Regions from separate parts of the Homo sapiens genome. Here region 1 is linked to region 2. A link is a loop called in an ENCODE intact Hi-C map of the cell type or tissue named here. Cell type or tissue: sigmoid colon. All regions are shown on one strand.

Region 1 (2,500 bases), 500 kb before region 2:
GTATAGATTATTTACCAAGAATAGGATTTTTATACTTTGATATTTATGTAATCAGGCAGATTAAAAAATCCCATCACTTAATGTATTTGACATATCCCTTTAGGTGAATTTAATAATTTAAGTTTTATGAATAAATGCCATTGTTGTTATCCTGTATTGCTTATTACTGTGCTTAATACTGTGTTGTATTGCTTATTACTGTGATATACTTCCTTTGAATGAACATTTTATTTTTCTCCCTATTGAGTTTGTAGGTGTGTTTTTATTTTACTAATATAAAGTAATTCCAGCCAAGTGTTGAACTAGTTTTTTTTTTTTTTTTTAATTTAAGTGTCTGTGTAGTCTTCCTGTTTGCTTACGTATTATTTTTCCATAGTTGTTTGTATCTACAGTGGAAGGCACAGTTTTCTTGATTTAGTTCAAGCCCGTGGAAACTAAAATTGAGGGTAATTTCTTGAAATATTTTTTGTATAATTATGAAAAAATGATAGTAGAAGGAAAATTTTGTATAGTATGTATAATTTACACAGGAGTCTTAAATAGATTTAAAATCAGGTGATTTCACTGCTGAATTTTCTGACTCATCTTTCTTAAAAACAGATTAATGGCATAATACACATATTTGTGTCATTTTCTGTTTGTCCAGAAAATGCATTATTGTGTAGGGAAAAAAAGAGAGAGTGAAAAGGGAAACTGCTTTGAGCGTGAGATTTGATGTGATAAACCTGGTTACTTAACCATTCGTCTCCTGTAGCCCTGCTGTTGTGTACAGGTATTAATGGATGGGCTCTCCTACCTCATTGATCTTTGCGATGGTGTATGCTCAACTATACAGATGAGAGCTGAGAGAGAACTAACTGGCTGTAAAGTGTTCACCTCCACGTTGGTTCCTGGCTTTCTTTCCTCGGCATTGTCTGAATCACTTCTTATACCCCACTGCAGCAGCAGTGTTTACGCTGTACTTGTTCCATGTTCCATCAAATACTGTCGTCCACCCTGGGAGGTCTGCAGTGCTGCTGCTTGCGTGACCACGAGGGGGAGTCAGGGAGTGTCCCTGGAATTCCTCCCCATCCTCTCCTTCCTCCCTGTCTTCTCAGCCTCTTGCTCTCTACTTCTCCTTTTCCTTTCTTCTTCTTCTTCTTCTTCTTCTTCTTCTTCTCCCTCCTTTCTTTTTTCTCTTTCCATTTCCTCCTCTTTCCTTTCCCTCCTTTCCCCCTTTCTTCCTCTCCCTTCCTTTCCCTTCTCTTCTTCATGTGGAACTGAAAATATTATTGCTATCTTACATCCTTCTCCAATTGAACATCACTACAATAGAAGCAGCAGTTGTCTTTATTTATTTATTTATTTATTTTTTGAGACGGAGCCTCGCTCTGTAGCCCAGGCTGGAGTGCAGTGGCATGATCTCAGCTCACTGCAACCTCCGCCTCCCGGGTTCCGGTTCAAGCAATTCTCCTGCCTCAGCCTCCCGAGCAGCTGGGATTACAGGAATGCGCCACCATGCCCAGCTAATTTTTGTATTTTTAGTAGAGACAGGGTTTCACCATGTTGGCCAGGCTGGTCTTGAACTCCTGACCTCGTGATCTGCCCACCTCGGCCTCCCAAAGTGTGGGATTACAGGTGTGTGCCACCGCGCCTGGCCTTCGTCTTTATTTTTTAAAGTTGTTCAGTAGATGTCATATATTTTCCTAACTACTATTTACATAGATATAGGATGGCAAATTTTACAGGTTTAATGGGTAAAGAACTCTTAGAGGGAGTGTGACTACCTAGATGAATACTGGGTTGGGTTTAAAATAAAGAAAAACTGTGATGTGTAAAATGCTCAATATGATTACTAGAAATGATGTATCTAAAAATAACCATAAAATAATTCTTTACAAACTGTTTCAACCTACTTTTGTTTTAATTAGAATAACTCTAAGATTGGGGATATTCCTGAATTGTTTCTTCCTAATTAAAATATATTTAGGAGTGTCTGACTTGGGTTGATGTTACGTGATTTTTTGCTTGGAGTGTTCTCATAAAACCAAGTAGACATTTATTCAACTATGATAGTCACTAACTTTGGCTTAAATATCCGTAAATATATATTTTAGCTTTCTCTAAACTATTAATGTAAATCTCTGAAGGAATTTAAAACATTATATATCTATCTATATATATATTCTTCAGATTGTGTAATTAAAATCTATTGTATACACATGGTGTGTTTTCACTTTTTTTATATTCCATCTAGGGACATGTGAGTGGACATTGGTATTCTCCCCCAGATTTACATTCTCTGGGTATTTAAAGCTCATGGATTTTTTGAAATAGATGAACTACATAGATAACTTAATACTGGTGTGTTTTGGGCTTGCTTTCTGATTTCATAATACGTAAATATATCATTGTGGTTTAGATTTTTATTTTTCAAAGATTGGATTTTGATGATTTCATTTTTATCTTTGAAAATTCTTTTGTGTTTGATGAGATAAATCCATTTCATTTTAATTAAAAA
Region 2 (2,500 bases):
TTAATATCAAAATAATTAAGAATTTTGTTTTAACCATTTTTTCCCCAGACTGCTAATGCTCTTTTCTTTTTCCCATCATGATGAGTATGATGAGGAAGAAGATTGTAAATAAATGTGAAATGAATGGCAATTCTCATGCAAGTCTCACGTAAACAAAAGTATCAGCATTAAAGTTATGAATCCTAATTTGTGCCATGGAGCTAAAATCTGTATGCTTCTGAATTAGGGAAATATAGACATACAGCACTGAGAAGCGTCTCTGTGCGGTTCAGAAAACTGACACAGTCTCTCCAATTTATGGGAAAATTGACATAATTTTGCAAAAATGCAAAACCATTTGCGAACTGGGTTTTGCATAATGGGATTAATTTGGTTGACTGTCATATCCACTATGCTGCAAAATGCAAGGTAATCACAACATCATTCTGGGTTTTTTTTTTTTTTAAGGGAAGAAAGAGAAAGGAAGAAAGAAAGGAAAAGCATTTCCCCCTATTCTGACTATCTTTTCATTAAGGGAAAATACCCAGTCTTCTAGGTGGCACTGAGGTACCTCTAGAAAACAATGCTAGACAAAATTCTGCAATGGTTGCCTTCGTGAACTGAACTGAATTGGCCTAGCTCCAGTGAGAAAAATTAACAGCTTTCATAGAGCATGAACAATTGCTGCCAGAAAAAGTCCGTACTTTCTGCTTTGGGGTGTGTGTGCGTGTGTGTGCATTTGTGCAGAATTATACTGCACAACAGAGCTAGGGCTGTATTATATACAATTTGTTACCACACTCAATGATTTAACCTCATTATTATGAACCCTCTTTCTATCAATAAATAAGAGCTGATTATTCTGAGAAGAAGGCACAATATGTGAATTTGTGAAACAGCGAGGCTATGCCGTGGCGACAGTGACCCCAGCGTCTCAGTGGCTTCACACAGCACTGTTCTTTCTTCTTCGTGCTACGTGTCCAGCATCAGCAGGAAGGCTCTGTCAACTGCTGTCCCTCAGGGTCCATCCGGGCACAGGCTTCCTGGGATGCCCAGACAGGAAAGGGGACACGCAGTGAGCACACCAGGTCCGAAGGCTCCACTTGGAAGAAGCACTTTCACTTTCACCCACATCTCCCTGGCCAAAGCAAGTCGCATGGCCACACCTACCTTCAGAGGGCGCAGGGAGGACTAGAAGACAAGTGAGCCCATGTAGTTGCTGCCACAGTCAGCATGCTGGGAATTTTTCTATCTCTTTCCGTTACTCTAAAGATTGATGATGAAATAGACCCTTCTTTTTGTCTTCTCCAGATAGAGGGACAGGTGTGATTGGAGAGAGTTCTTCCTTCACTATGAGGCATTCAAGGCAGGGTGGCATTTTTCAACTCAACCCAACAACAACGGAGAGCCTGCCCCAGGCCTGCTAAAGAGGCTAATGTGGCAAGGAAGACATAGAAGACCATGTCTTCCTCATCTCAAGGGAATGATGGAAGAATGTTGGTAGGAGTAATGGGTGGATGAAAATACCTTCTATGCAAAGCCGAGCGTGGCCAGTGCTGCTATTCAGAAACACGAGAGTCCAGGCAGGCTTCCCATGAGAGGCGTTGACACTGAGCCTTGAAAGATTCCTGCTGGTGGGAAGGTGGGGAGGGGAACAGCAAGACCAAGGCATGTGGGAATAGTCAGTCGTCCAGTTTTCAAAGAGCTTCTGAGTTTCCTTGCAGAGAGCTGGCACTCTATGATGGGTGTCCTGGCAGTTAGAGGTGGGGAATGTACACTTGGTTTAGCAGCTCTGGACAAGAATGGCTCCACCTGTCTCCTTAGCATCATTCTAGATCCATAAGGTCATGCCTGGGCTGCTTACGCCAGTGACTCATTCTAAATCCGACAGTGCATTCTAGAGGCAGGAAGATCTGGGCTCAAGTCCCAGTTCTGCAATGTACTGACCATGTCACCTTGGGTGTGTTGCTTGGCCCCTGCAGGCCTGCCTTCTCATCTGAGTGGGTCTAATCATACCGACTTCATAGGGCTGTTTAGACTGAGGGTTAAAGATCATGTCTGTGAAGAATCTTGCATATAACAACAAAAAATAAAAACAATAATAAAAATTAAAAACAAAAACCTCACAACCAGACAAAGGAAGGAATTACTTTAGCATTAAGAAGAATATTCATTATAATACTTTCTCAATAAAAAGCTCTTGTTAATAGAATTGCATTGTTATTAGCTTTGTCTTAAGGACAATGACTGCTCATTAATTACATGAACACCCACTGGGGGCCTGCTCAGCTGACAGGGATTCCCCCAGCGCCCTTGTCTGTCCTTTGCTTGTGCCCTTCTGCTGTGGTCATTATCCAAGGGTGGCTTGGTCAACAGGGCTCTTTCTCCTAGGAGTGTGACACTTGGCCAGAGTCGCAGTGGAGCAGCATCACTTTGCTGACGTGTCCTATGGGATGTTCACGAGCAAGTATGCAGAGGCACCCTGAGCTGCTCTGTGGCCAGGGTGCAGGTGTTTGGCTGG

The links. Peaks named below come from ENCODE experiments on the same cell type or tissue, not always from the same donor. Only the 100,000 strongest peaks of a DNase experiment are listed, where the experiment ranks them.
Region 1: it touches region 2 in a loop (4-fold over the local background); 14 of 110 quality-filtered maps call a loop at or near these places.

Annotation. Positions count from the first base shown.
Region 1 is chr18:74,656,777-74,659,276 of GRCh38, forward strand. All of the region lies in intron 3 of ZNF407 (zinc finger protein 407), which reads left to right. Among named protein-coding and RNA genes, the nearest start is that of ZNF407, 60 kb to the left of the region's middle. In sigmoid colon, a CTCF peak has its summit at 1,021 (motif pointing right); a DNase peak (open chromatin) is centred at 1,025.
Region 2 is chr18:75,160,798-75,163,297 of GRCh38, forward strand. No RefSeq gene overlaps it. Among named protein-coding and RNA genes, the nearest start is that of PTGR3, 47 kb to the right of the region's middle. In sigmoid colon, no CTCF peak of the experiment used is centred here; DNase peaks (open chromatin) are centred at 1,095 and 1,896; H3K4me3 peaks cover 948 bases.